2 separate regions of the Homo sapiens genome follow, and region 1 is linked to region 2. The links are chromatin contacts, found by Hi-C in ENCODE. All regions are on one chromosome and are shown on one strand. The core of a region is the stretch at or near the end of the contact, and the rest is flanking DNA. Distances in the headings are between cores, read along the strand shown. Region 1 holds the start of TESK2 (testis associated actin remodelling kinase 2). Region 2 holds the start of ATP6V0B (ATPase H+ transporting V0 subunit b).

Region 1 (7,484 bases), core at 2,217-4,716, 1.5 Mb after region 2:
TGGAATGAAACATATCTCCTACACTATCAATAGCAGTGTAAAGTTGCTTCCCATTTTATCTTTCTGTCCTGCAAGTTTCCATTTTGAATCAATCCAACCATCTTTTTTGTCCTACTATTCTTAGGCTGTTGAAGAAAGTGTAAAATCCATGCTCCTGGGCCCCATTACAAATATATTATTTCTAACTAGTAGGACCCTCAATGTGGTCAACAATCTTTTAGCTCCTGAGTTTTTTTTTGCTTTTTTTTTTTTCTTTCCCCCAGGCTGGAGTGCAGTGGTACAATCTTGACTCCCTGCAACCTCAGCCTCCCGGTTCAAGCAATCCTCCCACCTCAGCCTCTCCAGTAGCTGGGACAACAGGCATGCACCACCACACCCAGCTAATTTTTTAATTTTCTGTAGAGACGAGGTCTCACAATGTTGCCCATGCTGGTCGCAAACTCCTGGGCTCAAGCGATCCTCCCACTTCAGCCTCCCAAAGTGCTGGGATTAAAAAATCCAAAGTGAGCCACTACACCTGGCCAACAATTTTTTTTGTTAAATCTTTATTCTCTTTCATTTTCCATTTAAGATTCCCATGGCCATAATACTCAAGTCAGAAACTCACCATAGTGTCTTCAGTCTCCAAACTGACTTCTCCACAGATAAGTAATCACATCGATAAGGCCATCTGTTAAACTCCCTCACTTTCCTTCCCTTCTACCACATCATTATCCATTTTCACTACTATCCTTTTGGTGTCAAAGGGCAAAATGCCTGACTGACATATTTCCTAGATGAACCTTCCCCTCACTTACAGAACTGTTTCACCTGTACTGAAAAGAAAAACACACATGTGCCATAATGGAAAGAACACAGGTTTCAGAACTAGACATACCTGCTCAAATCCTTGTCCACAGTACTCTCCACTGTAAAAGAGGGATACTGACATGTTAACCACAAGGCTGTTGTGATCTATAAAGCATCTTTATGTACCTGGCATATAGTATATTCTCAATAAAGATGAGTTTCACTAGAACCAGCTCTCCTTCACAACCAAACTCTGGAGAATAATTTTACTCATTTCTCCTCATTTATTCCTCAATCCATCATGATCTCACTACTACCTTCTTTGCCATCCCCACCCTACCAAAACTGCATTTCAGAGGAAACAAGTGACCTCCTGATTGCTAAATATAGGGCAGGCCAGGCATGATGGCTCACCCCTGTAACCCCAGCTCTTTGGGAGGCCGGGGAAGGCAGATAGCTTTGAGCTCAGGAGTTCGAGACCAGCCTGGGCAACGCAGAGAAATCCCGTCTCTACAAAAAATACAAAAAATTATCTGGGTGTGGTGGCTCCTGCCTGTGATCCCAGCTACTCAGAAGGCTGAGGTGGGAGGATCCGAGACTGCACCACTGCACTCCAGCCTGGGCGACAGAGTGAGACCCTGACACCAAAGAAAAAAAAAAAAAAGCTTCTTAACTCTCATTCAGCTGGACCTCGAAAGCACGTGACATTGATAGTCACCGCCCCCCACTCCCTTCTTGAAATCCTTTCTTTGGCTCCTATTATAATGCTGTTATGTTCTAGTTCTTGTCCCGTTCCTTTAATCTCTCTTTTTCAGTGTCTATTACCTTTCAAACAATGATGCTCCTTCTGGTCCACAGCCCTTCTCATCTTTCAGTATTACCATTCCATACTAAGGCACACAAATATCCCCCATATATTCTCTTGACCCTCCAAATTTATGTATCCAGGTCCAAGCTTTCTCCCAATTTTCAGACCCAAATTTCCAGATACCCACAGTGATATTTCAAAACACCTCAAACTCGGCTGGGAGCAGTGGCTCACGCCTGTAATCCCAGCACTGTGGGAGGCCGAGGTGGGCGGATTGACTGAGGTCAGACGTTCGAAACCAGCCTGGCCAACGTGGGGAAACCCCGTCTCTACTAAAAGTACAAAAATTAGCCGGACGTGGTGGCGCATGCCTGTAATCCCAGCTACTCGGTAGTCTGAGGCAGGAGAATCGCTTGTACCTGGGAGGAGGAGGTGGCAGTGAGCTGAGATCGTGCCACTGCACTCCAGCCTGGGTGACAGAATGAGACTCCGTCAAAAAAAACAAAAACTAACAAACAAACCCTGAAACTTAACTTGTTCAAAACCAAATTTATTACCTTCTCTCAAAATTGCTTTTTTATGCTCCCTATTTCAGATGAGATCAGGAGCGTTGAGGGTGGTATAACCAGAGACTATGTTCCCTATTTCAATTAACACTACCGATTCACACCATCAGCCAAGTCAGAAACTTTCTACTATTCTTCTCAACTTTATTTTGAAACCTCTTGGAATTTCGGGCCATTCCCTCCCGCCTGGATGAGCACACTCGTTTTCTGCCTACCTGGCCTTTCCGCCTCCACGGTCTTCACTTTCAATCCTTCCTCTATATTTTCACCAAAGATAATGCAATCATACCAAGCTCCTGCTTACAAAACCTTCAACGGCTCCCCATGCATGCAGCATGAAGTCCAAATTCCTCAGCAAGTTCTTCTCAGAGGTATACAATTTAAAGACTTTTAAATTACGCAAACCTGGATTTCGCTTGTAGCGAAATCTGAACACTGGCTTAGTCCACTCTTCACAGCGAAGAGTAAAAAGCAGAGAGGGGAAAGGAAGGGAGACGATGACAAGCGAGGAAAGAAGAGGGGGAAGGCAGTAGGGTCTGAGGGGAGGGAATTGTTTTCCTGGGTAGAGGTGAACGTTTTCGAGGGAAGAGTGTATCGGAGGGAAGTCAAGTGAAGGAACCCAGATCTCTGAGGCAGGAGCGGGTATGCGAGCAGGGAGGCGCTCAGTGGGGAGCTGGAAGTCTCTGAAACAAGAGTTTTCCGAGAAAACGAAAGATCCCTAATGCGAGCGAGGTAACTTCTAATGGGTTCCCAGGTTCTAAGGGGGAGCAGACGTGGCGGGGAGCCTGAGGGAAGTGAGAAGGAAAGGGGAAAGCGGCCAGGAAGGGAGCGTCCGCCGCCGCTGAGAGGGGGACCTCTGGGAAGCCGAGGGGTCCCGTCGGGTGCGGAGGGACGCAGGCGCCTCTGCTCCGGGGCAGAGGAGGTGGAGCGGCAGCGCGCGCGGGCCAGGCAGGATGCCCGGGTTTGTGACCCCCGTCCTCTTTTCACGTTACCTGAGGCAGGACTGAGCAGCCAGAGGGGTGCCTGCGCGGGCAAGAGGAGGAGACGGCGGCAAAGAGGGAGCATAGTAACCCTCACAGCTCGTTGGTGGCAGCGGCTCCTTAGCCTGCGGAGGCGGTGGGAGCCCCTAGCGCAGAAGCCGGCGACTCAGCTAGGCTAGCGGCGGCGGCGAACGAGGAGACTACTGCCATGGCCCCACAGTCGGGGCCGCTCCCCCCGCCTGTTTGGCGGGGCCAGGAGGACGATCCGACCAGCGAAGCCAACAGGGCAGCTGGTAGCTCTGCTGAGCTCCCGGGCCGCGAAAGACTGAAACGCCTACCCGGCCCAGCAGGGGGGTTGGGGGCGGGGTCTCGGCTGGCCACGCCCCTCCCTCAAGCCCTCCCTCAGAGTAGCCAGTCAACCGTCAACTCCTGATAAACGAGGTAGTGGAATTGCCCAATTAGCGCTAGGAATGCCACGTGGTATGAGGGTGGGCACAATGGGCGTCCAGAAAAGCCAATCAACAGCCGTAGGTGCCAACTCCGGAGGACGAAGGGAACCAATAGGAAGGAAGTCGAGGTAAAAACAGAAGAAGCAGTGTGTGGGAAAGGCGGAACCGAGGAGGAGGGAATACACCTGGGGGAAACCCAAGTCCAGGAGCCTCTTAGAGGGCGGGGCAGTAAACACAAGATGGACCAATAAAAATGTTAAACACAGAAATGATTGGTAATTGATAAAGCCAATAGAAAATGGACTAGACTGGCGCGGCTTTCGGGTTGGTCAAGGTATAGCTGAGTAAGGAAAAGCGGTAAGAATGCTGCGTCCTGCAGGATTTCAGTATAGTGAGGAGGAAAAAATATATCAATAATACCGACTTGAAATAGTAAGAGCAATCAGTAGAGCTAAACAAAATGCTAGGGAAGCAATTAATCATGACTATGAGATTCGGTTAAGTGAAAGCTTAGAGGAGGTAACACTTCAGCTAGCTTGAAAACAGATTTTGAAAGAAAGCTGGTGGGGAATAAGTTGGGATTTTTTGTTGTTTTTGTTGGTTGTTTTTTTTTTAGAAGGGTCTCACTCTGTCGCCCAGGATGATGGAGTGCAATGGAGCGATCATGGCTCACTTGCAGCCTCAAACTCCTGGATTAAGATGATCCTCCCAACTCAGCCTCCCCGGATAGCTGGGACTACAGGCACACGCCAGCATGCCTGACTAATTTTTTGTATATTTTGTAGAGACGGGGTTTACCATGTTGCCCAGGCTGGTCTGTAACTCCTGGACTCAAGTGATCGGCCCACGTTGGCCTACGAAAGTGCCGGGATTACAGGCGTGAGCCACCGCTCCCAGCTAAGAATTCTGCCCAGCTGTTCAAGGCACATATTTCTTCACTTTTTGCATGTGCCTGGACATCAGGAGCTCATAATCTCATGACTGAAGAGACTAGAACAGGAGGAGGGCAAGAGCAAGCAGTATGGGCCTTACTGTATTAGCACTCCCAGGGGTTAGAGACCCCTTTTCAGACATCTTAAGACTTTCATCCTCCTGGAAGAGTATAAGTGGTATGCATTCCTGGTGGCCATAAAGTTTAAGAAATATGGCCAGGGCCGGGAGCAGTGGATCACGCCTGTAATCCCACCACTTTGGGAGGCCGAGGCAGGGGGATCACGAAGTCAGAAGATCGAGACCATCCTGGCAAACATGGTGAAACCTCGTCTCTACTAAAAATAGAAAAATTAGCTGGGTGTATTGGCGCGTGCCTGTAGTCCCAGCTACTCAGGAGGCTGAGGCAAGAGAATCGCTTGAGCCCGGGAAGCAGAAGTTGCAGTGAGCCAAGATCGCACCACTGCACTCCAGCCTGGGCGACACAGCAAGTCTCCGTCTCAAAAAAAAAAAAAAAAAAAAAATATGGCCAGACACAGTGATTCACTTCTGTAATCTCAGCACTTTGGGAGGCCAAGGTGGATCACTTGAAGCCAGGAGTTTGAGACCAGCCTGGGCAACATAGCGAGACCCTGTCTGTACAGAAAAAAAAAAAAAAATGAGCCCAAAATGGTGGCATGTACCTGTGGTCCTAGCTACTTGGGAGGCTAAAGCCAGAAGATCACCTGAGCCCAGAGGTCAAGGCTACAGTGAGCTGTGGATGGTGCCACTGCACTCCAGCCTGGACAACAGAGCAGGACCCTGTCCCAAAAAAATATAAAAAGAAAGAAAGAAGTGTGGTAGGAGATATTGGAGAGAGAAGAGGCTGCATGTGGGTTGGGCTTAAATGCCAATATTCAAATTTGTCTTTTGTTTTTTATGCTGTGAGAGCTATTCTTGAGCAGGACCATAAACTAAACAGGGCAGTGTTTTAGGAAGATTAATTGGTAGCTCACAGAATCTCTGAAGGGAGAAGAGAGATCACCCCAGCCCAGTCCCCCTGACCAAAGGCTTTTTGGTACCATTCTTCTGGCAACAAATCATGTGCTGCCACCTGGTGACAGCTCAAATAACAATTTTCCACATTGCTATTTAATATTTCTGTTGAGGTTGGGTGTGTGGGCTCAGACCTGTAATCCCAAGGGCTTTGGGAGACTGAGGTAGGAGGATCTCTTGAGCCCAAGGGTTTGAGACCAGCCTGGGCAACATAGTGAGACACATCTCTACAAACAAAAATCCTTTTATAATTAGCTGGGTGTGGCATCACATGCCTGTAGTACTAGCTACTAGGGAAGCTGAGGCAGGAGGATCACTTGAGCCCAGGAGTTCAAGACCAGCCTAGGCAAGATGGCGAAACCCTGTCTTTACAAAAAGTACAAAAAATTAGCTGGGTGTGGTGGCGCATGCCTCTGGTCCCAGCTACATGGTAGACTGAGGTGGGAGGATCGCTTAAGCCCAGGAAGTTGAGGCTGCAGTGAGCTGTGATCTCGCCACTGCACTCTGGCCTGGGTTACAGAGTGAAACTCCATCTCAAAAAAAAGAAAAAACAAAGTGGACCCATGCAGTTCATGTTCCGTGTTGTCCAAGTAGTGAAAAGGATCAGGATCATTAGTCACAAGGCATTTTTTAATGAAATATAATAGAAAATATCAGTGTATCACTCCCACTAAGGATAAAAATTAAATCATAACATTTTTATTTCAGTTAATAAATCTACACACATATTTACTAGGTCACAATGTAAATTGTATTTCTTACTGGAAGTCACAGCCAAAAAATTCTTAAAGCCACTGGATTAGAGGCAGAGAGACTGAAAGAAGAGACCAGGGAAGAGGCTGCTACAGAAATGCAGTCTGGGCTGCTAAGGATGATGTGTGGAGATGCCAAAGAGAGCCTCAAGCAGTAGAAGCTGGGGCTAGGCATGGTAGCAGCTCACACCTGTAATCTGAACACTTTGGGAGGCCAAAGTTGGTGGATCAGTTGAGCCCAGGAGTTCGAGACCAGCCTGGGCAACATGGTGAAAACCTGTCTCTACAAAAAATATTTAAAAATTAGCCAGGCATGATAGCGTGTGCCTGTAGTCCCATATATTATTACTTGGGGGGCTAAGGTGGGAGGATTGCTTTAGTACAGGAAGCGGAGGCTGCAGTGAGCCAAGATCATGCCACTGCACTCCAGCCTGGGCAACTGAGTAAGACCTTGCCTCAAAAAAAAAAAAAAAAAAGGCAGAAGCTGGAGATGAGGAAAGGTAGCCTCCTACTGTCCAGATCCAAGTCCCACCAGAATATCTCATCCTCCTTTGCATCCCCCAGCACTACTGCCCTAGAGCAGTGTCCTACCTCATTCTACTCACCAGAATGGGAACTCCCATTACTTTCCAAGTTCAACTGAGCTTGCACTCAGAAGGTACAGCTATAGGCTGGGCATGGTGGCTCACAACTGTAATCCCAGCACTTTGGGAGGGCGAGGCGGGCAGATCACTTGAGGTCAGAAGTTCAAGACCAGACTGGCCAACATGGTGAAACCCCATCTCTACTAAAAATACAAAAATTAGCGCACACCTGTAATCCCAGCTACTTGGGAGGCTGAGGCAGGACAATTGCTTGAACCTGGGAGGCGGAGGTTGCAGTGAGCTGAGATGGGGGGCAAGGATGGGCAGGCAGTGAAAAGCCTCAGTAGATAAGACAGATAATAGCTACTTCAAGAAGGTAGGGGCGGGCAGCCCAGAAACAGGGCCTTGGAGGGGAGGGTGGGCAAAGAAGCCTTCATCCTACTATTCTTAACGAGTCCTTACAGGTCATTCAGGAGCATTTTGGGGCCCCAAAGGAATAGGTCCTCTTGCTTAAGACTCTGGGCATGGAGCTGAAAGATGCTGGGCTCCAGGTTAGAAAGGGTGCTCCTCTGGGGATCTAAGAGGAAAGAA
Region 2 (7,379 bases), core at 4,583-7,082:
TCAGTATTTGGCTGATTAAATAGCAAATGCTTTCACTGCATGCGATATCCAAAGAACTACTTTGTAAAGTTTTGTATATAAATTAATTAGACCCTCACAACAATCTTATTAAGAGGTACTATTGTCACAACTCCCCATTCTTCAGATAAGGAAATGGGCATAGGGACATTCCTAAGATACTCAGTAGCAAGTGACCAAGCACAATATTCAAACCCGAGCCGGTCGGCACCAAGTTTAAAATTATGCAGTGTAGCCGGGCACGGTGGCTCACGTCTGTACTCTCAGCATTTTGGGAGGCCGAGATGAGTGGATTGCTTGAGTTCAGGAGTTTGTGACCAGTCTGAGCAACATGGCAAAAACCTGTCTCTACAAAAAATACAAAAATTAGCTGGATGTGGTGGTGCGCCTGTAGCCCCAACTACTCAAGAGGCAGAGGTGGGAGGATGGCTTCAGTCCAGGAGGTGAAGGTTGTGGAGATCGCGCCACTGCACTCCAGTCCAAGCAACATAGCGAGACCTTGTCAAAAAAAAAAAAAAATGAATGAATGAAAGAATTATGCAGTGATACTGCCCAGAGGATAGAGTGCACGTGAAATGCTTAACAGTGAAGTCGGTGTTCCTGATGGCCGCGGGTCGGCTGAACCGGACTCCCAGCGCCCGAGAGGAGGCCAGGGGAACTACAATGCCCACAAGGCTCCGCGCCTTCCTCGATGTACTTCCGGCTGGCCTGGGACTCAGGCTGAACATTGGTTCTCTGTGCGGGGCGGTGGCGGGGATTGGAGGGCGGGAGCTGTGCTGACTTAGGATTGGCAAAATCGCTATCAGCCACGCCTCTAAAACCCGGAAGTAACCTCCCCGGTAGTCCCACGTGTAGCGGAGAAACAGTAGTTAGGATGGCTGAAGGGGATACTCACCGGCTGAAGGCCGACTGTGATTCCCCCTACCCCCACAAGGCGATTTTGACCCCCTGAGGGCTGCTCTAGAGGACTCAGGCCCCGAAGCTGTCCCAGGGAGGTCCCCGCTGCATCCCACCACCCAAGCTGTGCCTCATGGAGTCGATGTTTAGCAGCCCTGCCGAGGCGGCGCTGCAGCGAGAGACCGGGGTGCCAGGACTGCTTACTCCTCTTCCGGACCTGGACGGAGTGTACGAGCTGGAGCGAGTCGCTGGATTTGTCCGCGACCTGGGGTGTGAACGAGTGAGGACAGACTTAGGGAAGGGTGGCTCGCCTCTGTCGGGATGGGTCGCCCAGAGGATCCGGATCTTGGGGGATTTTGTGAGGGCGAGAGGGTGGGGGAATCAGTCTGTCCGCAGCGCGTTGACCATCCCTCCCTTCCACCTACTACGTGGGGCAGAGTGCCCCTCTGGGACCAGGGGCTTTGAAGGTTGAGTGGGAGCTCCTGGAAGATTGCTTTAAAGAAGCCCTCAGTGGGAGAGAGGCTGTCCCTGACTCCATGGTTTATGCTTATAGGTTGCCTTGCAGTTCCCTGACCAGCTATTGGGAGATGCTGTGGCTGTGGCTGCACGACTGGAGGAGACGACAGGGTCAAAGATGTTCATTCTGGGTGACACAGCCTACGGCAGGTGTGAACTTGGCCTTAGGTGGGCCAGGCCTGGGGATCCGGGGCTCATGGGGTTTTACGTCTATGACAGTGATTGCCTTCAATGGTGGTGTTTCTCCTTGATGATAATGGTAATGACTCCCCTTCTGATGCTAGCTCCTTTCATTGACAATGTCTTCCTTTAATGAAACCATTTTATTCACTGACCACATTTCCCAGTGATGACAGCAACTCGCCTCCAGAAGAGAACCCATTTCTCTGATGCTATCTTCCCTGCAGCTGCTGCGTGGATGTGCTGGGTGCTGAGCAAGCTGGAGCTCAGGCTCTCATACATTTTGGCCCTGCCTGCTTAAGCCCTCCAGCCCGCCCACTGCCCGTTGCCTTCGTGCTTCGTCAACGTTCTGTGGCCTTGGAGCTCTGTGTCAAGGCCTTTGAGGCCCAGAACCCAGACCCCAAAGCGCCTGTGGTGCTGCTGAGTGAGCCGGCCTGTGCCCATGCCCTGGGTAAGGGGTTTTGCCTGTGTATGCACAAAGGGTGAGCCAACTGCTTTATGCCTTAATTTCCCCATTTCCATATACCATCCATAGAACTCTTGATATGGGCTTGGCCCCAGCCTACTGGGTCATATTTAGTCTCCTGGGGATGAGGGAGCTCCTGCTTTGCCAGGCTCCAACCTCAACACTACCTCCTTCTCTTCCAGAGGCTTTGGCTACTCTCCTGCGCCCACGGTACCTGGACCTGCTAGTCTCCAGCCCAGCTTTTCCCCAACCAGTGGGTTCCCTGAGTCCAGAGCCTATGCCCCTAGAGCGTTTTGGGCGCCGCTTCCCCCTTGCCCCAGGGAGGCGTCTAGAAGAGTATGGTGCCTTCTATGTAGGGGGCTCTAAGGCCAGCCCTGACCCAGACCTTGACCCAGACCTGAGTCGGCTGCTCTTGGGGTGGGCACCAGGTCAACCCTTCTCCTCCTGCTGTCCAGATACAGGGAAGACTCAGGATGAGGGTGCCCGGGCTGGACGGCTAAGGGCACGAAGACGATATCTGGTAGAGAGGGCCAGAGATGCCCGCGTGGTAGGGCTGCTGGCAGGCACACTGGGTGTAGCCCAACACCGTGAGGCACTGGCCCACTTGCGGAACCTGACTCAGGCTGCTGGCAAGCGTAGCTATGTGTTGGCCCTGGGGCGGCCCACCCCTGCCAAGCTTGCCAACTTCCCTGAGGTGGATGTCTTTGTGCTATTAGCCTGTCCTCTGGGTGCTCTAGCCCCCCAGCTTTCTGGTAGCTTCTTCCAGCCTATACTGGCACCATGTGAGCTGGAAGCTGCCTGCAACCCTGCCTGGCCACCTCCAGGCCTGGCTCCCCACCTCACACATTATGCGGACTTATTGCCTGGTGAGTAGTGGGGGCATTGCCTAAGCTGGAAACCTGGGGCACGGAGTCAGGGGGTGAGTATGGATTTTCTTTCCTCCTCCCTTTCAGGCTCTCCCTTCCACGTGGCTCTCCCACCACCTGAGTCAGAGCTGTGGGAAACCCCAGACGTGTCACTCATTACTGGAGATCTCCGACCCCCACCTGCCTGGAAGTCATCAAATGATCATGGAAGCTTGGCTCTGACCCCACGGCCCCAGCTGGAGCTGGCTGAGAGCAGTCCTGCAGGTAAATGTACAAGTCTCCACTCCCAGCTGAGCTTTTTCTCCAGATGCAGCGCACTCAGACTGAGCCCCCTCCCTCTACAGCCTCATTCCTTAGTTCCCGGAGCTGGCAAGGGCTGGAGCCCCGCCTGGGTCAGACGCCAGTGACAGAAGCTGTGAGTGGAAGACGAGGGATTGCCATCGCCTATGAGGATGAGGGAAGCGGCTGATACCATGTGGGGCTGGAGACATAGATGGACTTATGAATGGCTGCTAGGACCTTTAGTGCTCCCTGCACCAACCTCCCATCCCCCTGCCAAGATCCTTGAAGGACCCTGGAAGGAGGGAGAGCAGGCAGCCCTTCACAGGATAGGATCCGTCTCTGTCCTGTCCTGGCACTGGCACAAGCTCAGCACATGCCCAGTAATGCGTGTTGTTTGGCTGATGGAATAAAGGGCTTAGGGACTTCCCTGAGGCCTCTGGACCCATCTGTCTTCCTGAGGGCAGCCCAGGACCTTTGGCCAATCCCAGTTCCCAGGCTGCAGTTGAGGGTCTGTCCTTGTCAAAAGGCAGGTGCTAGACAGTCTAGACCAGGGTTTCTCAAACTCGTACTTGACATTTGGGGCCAGATAATTCTTTGTTGTGGGGCTGTCTGGTGTATGGTAGGGTGCTCAGCAGCATCCCTGGCCTCTGCCCACTAGACATCAGAAGCACTCCCCCAGTTGTGACAACCAAAAATATCTCCAGACCTTGGCAAATGTTATCTGTGGGGGAAAATTGCCCTCAATTGAGAACCACTGGTCTAGCTAGACCTGCACTGTCCAGTACAGTAGCCACTAAATACATGTGGCTAAACTTAAATTTAAGTTAATTAAGATTAAAAGCTCAGTTTCTCAGTCACATTAGTCATTCAAGTGTTCAGACAGCCACATGAGGGGACAGTGCAGCTACAGGATATGCCATCATGGCAGAAAGTTCTATTGGTTGGACAGCGTTGGTCTATACTGACTCTTATTTCTCAGGGAGATCACAGCAACCTAAATAAACCAGATACCTTTTCTCTTTGTGTTTCTTTTTAATTCATGAAATACTGCAGGTCCTGCACTGGTCCTGGGATGTAGATGTTAACTGTATTTAACCAGATTCCTTTCCAGTGTACCTGGAAAGAGAGTTAAATACGCAGTCAGTACACAGTGAAACAGCTCTATCTGGGAGGAGGGAAGCCCCAGGGACAGCTGGATCCCACAGGAGATACCTGACAAGGACTAAGAGGAGGCTTCCCAGAGGGCATAACACCTATGCTGGATCTTTTGGAGGAAAAAATAATTGTCAGGAGAAAAGGAGTGAAAAAGACCTTTGGGCTTAAACATGAACCAACATGGCGGATGCTTCAAGCAAGTGGGGTTGCTGGGCCCTAAAGGTGGAGAGGGGTGAAATGAAAAGACTCGCCTCTTCTTCCCCACATTTGTTGAGAATCTGGTCACAGTGGCATTGTCGAGGGTATTGAAGGTGAACAAAGGAGATGTGGTCCCTGCCCTCAGGGAATGCCTAGTCTAATGGTGGAGGCAGAGCTGTAAGCTAACAAGGTAACCCAGACAAAGTGGGCATCAGTCATGTGTTCTACAAATATGTACTGAGGACACACTCTGTGCCAGGTACTGGAAATACAGCAGTGAGCGACACAAAAGCCATGGTGCTTCCACTCTTCCAGGGGAGTTGGACAAATAAAATACTTAGTATGCCAAATGGTGATCAGTAAGTACCGTGAGAAATGTAAAGCTGGGAAGCAGAGGAGCGTTTAAGTGGGGTGGAATATTAAACAGAATGGTCAGAGAAGGCCTTTTCAAGAAGGTGAGCAAAAACTGAAAGGAAGTTACAGGATGAGCCGCATGTATAGTTAGGAGAAGCAGAGAGAGCAAGTGCAAGGGCAGTGAGGTCGCGGTATGGTTGGCACGTTCAAAGAAATAGCAAGGAGGGCAGTGCAGCCAGAGGAGGGAGTTAGTGGGGGAATATTAGAAGGTGAAGTCAGCTGAGGGGCGTGGGGAGCCTAGCAGGCTATTGTGAGAACTTTGGCTTTTCTCCTGAATGAAATGGGAGCCATCAGGGCATTTCGACAGGGTAGTGACATCTTACTGAAGCTTAATAAGCATCACCAGGACATCGCGGGAGCCCAGCAAACGCGCTTCCCTGCCACTGGGTTAGGGAAGGCTTGCCGGAAGGACGATTTCGGAGGACAGCAGGTGTTAGCCAGGCAGCGGAGCGAGCGCCAACAGGCGCACTGGGGCGGAGAGACGCCGTGAGCAAGGTGAGGCAGAGGGCACGCGCGGCGCCACCCGCCACAGGCTAGGACGCACGGCTGCCAGAGAGGACGCCTTAGGGGCCCGCGAGCAGGCTCGGGAATAAAACAGGGCTGGCAGGGCGAGGTGGAGAGACTCGAGAAGGACCGGCCAGATGTCGAAGTTCCTAGAGAGGAGGGCGCCCAAGCCTCCGCCGAGACGCGTGACTACAACTACCACAATCCCCAGCGCCTGCGGTTCCAGCGTCGCCTTGCTCTAGACGGGCGGCGGCGCTGCGCGGGGAACCGGCGTGGGGTCACGTGGTACCGGCGCATCACGTGGGCGAGTTAGGTGACGCTGCGGGGCGGGCGGACAGACTGCGGGACGGACGGTGGACGCTGGGACGCGTTTGTAGCTCCGGCCCCGCCGTTCCGACCCCCGCCGCCGTCGCCGCCATGACGGGGCTAGCACTGCTCTACTCCGGGGTCTTCGTGGCCTTCTGGGCCTGCGCGCTGGCCGTGGGTGAGGCCGGGTCCTGGCGGGCGGGAGCAGCATCGCGGCCGAGCTGGCCGGGTCGGAACTCGGCGGGGAAGTGGCCTGCGGGGAATACTGGCCCCCCGCGCGCTCTGCACCCGAGGCTCTGGGGACTTGCGCCTGCGAGGGCCTCTGACTCCGACAAAGGAGACCCGGATTTCCAGCTGCTTGAGGAGGGGTGCGGGCGGGTAGGGGCCGCGAGGGCAGCACTCCCCCGTCCTGCCACTATCGCTGTCTCCCCTCGCTCCCACGTCTCACTGCTGTCCCCCCTTTCTTGCTCCTGACCGGCCCGCTCGGTCACAAGCCGGCTGCTCCGGTTCCTCTTTTCCCAGTCGCTTTGCCCTCCCCCACCCACAGCTTGTTGGGTAAACAGCGGAACGGACTGGGCCGGCGGGATCTGGCTGGAGCGCTTGCTCCCTCGGTCCCGCCTCGGATTCGGGCTTGCGGGTGGCGACCCTGCCTGCGCAGGTGCTTGGTCTGGGAGGTGGTTTTAGCGAGGGAATGGCAGAAAATGGAGGCCTAAGCAGAGGAATCTGTCTACACAGCTGTACTGTCACCTGGGGGCAGCCTGAGGACGCCCCTTCAGGGAGGTGGCCCTTCAGCTCGGCAGCTACTTTAGGTTGAAGAACTTCTCTCTACCGAGCAGCCCGTAACCCCCTTTTTCTCCCTCACTGCTGCAGGAGTCTGCTACACCATTTTTGATTTGGGCTTCCGCTTTGATGTGGCATGGTAAGGGAGGGCAGGGGGAGGATTCCCCTTGAAGCTTCTTCCCTGCAGCCTCTCTTCTTTTCTCTGGTCTGAGTCCCTCCCCCACACCACTGCCTGCCTGGGACATGGACCTTTGGGAAATACGCGGTCAGTTGTTGCCTGTAGAACTGGTGGTGGGGTTGAAGGGGGTTTGAGGGGTTAAGATTTTGTGCTCCGCTTCCCTGCTAGAGCTGAACTGCTTTCTTCTCTGCTTCCACAACAGGTTCCTGACGGAGACTTCGCCCTTCATGTGGTCCAACCTGGGCATTGGCCTAGCTATCTCCCTGTCTGTGGTTGGGGCAGCCTGGTGAGTATTGGGGTGGTGGGACTGGGGGCAGGGGCTGAGTCATGGCAGGTGGTGTCACTGGGGTCTTAGGCATGCTGAGGGCAGTGACAGCTTGGGCTCTGCTCATCAGTTTTTTATCCTTCCACCAGGGGCATCTATATTACCGGCTCCTCCATCATTGGTGGAGGAGTGAAGGCCCCCAGGATCAAGACCAAGAACCTGGTCAGGTAAGTGTCAGGGTCCTTGGACTTTTGTCAGAACCAGCTGTGTTGGCGCTGCCTGTGTGTTTGATCTGACATACTGTTTCTGACAAGCCACCTTGTGGGATGGGATGTTATAGGGGAAAGATTGCTG

What was found. A loop is a pair of places that touch in the nucleus more often than their neighbours do. Pooled maps may share reads with other maps.
Region 1: a loop to region 2 is called in a pooled map, with 5 times the contacts of the local background. The contact joins the promoter of TESK2 here to the promoter of ATP6V0B in region 2. A Hi-C loop is called at or near these places in 1 of 168 maps with a recorded cell type or tissue (naive thymus-derived CD4-positive, alpha-beta T cell) and 7 of 50 pooled maps.

The regions. Positions count from the first base shown.
Region 1 is chr1:45,487,697-45,495,180 of GRCh38, forward strand. It overlaps TESK2 (testis associated actin remodelling kinase 2), which reads right to left and starts at 3,467. Exons shown (of 11, transcript NM_007170.3): 1 at 3,156-3,467. CCDC163 (CCDC163 homolog) reads right to left here. Exons shown (of 5, transcript NM_001102601.3): 5 at 6,170-7,470. The coding sequence ends at 7,363. RefSeq lists enhancers at 3,125-3,174, 3,461-3,755 and a silencer at 3,405-3,624.
Region 2 is chr1:43,969,128-43,976,506 of GRCh38, forward strand. ATP6V0B (ATPase H+ transporting V0 subunit b) reads left to right here and starts at 5,833. Exons shown (of 8, transcript NM_004047.5): 1 at 5,833-5,980; 2 at 6,673-6,721; 3 at 6,963-7,046; 4 at 7,175-7,252. The coding sequence starts at 5,914. LOC124904167 (a long non-coding RNA gene) reads right to left here and starts at 5,738. Exons shown (of 2, transcript XR_007066053.1): 1 at 5,316-5,738; 2 at 4,238-4,760. It overlaps DPH2 (diphthamide biosynthesis 2), which reads left to right and starts at 883. Exons shown (of 6, transcript NM_001384.5): 1 at 883-1,195; 2 at 1,469-1,581; 3 at 1,839-2,062; 4 at 2,260-2,943; 5 at 3,031-3,207; 6 at 3,288-4,242. The coding sequence starts at 1,049. The coding sequence ends at 3,412. RefSeq lists enhancers at 914-1,193, 4,986-5,819, 5,402-5,521, 5,572-5,621, 5,820-6,652 and 3 more and silencers at 5,872-5,921, 6,322-6,371.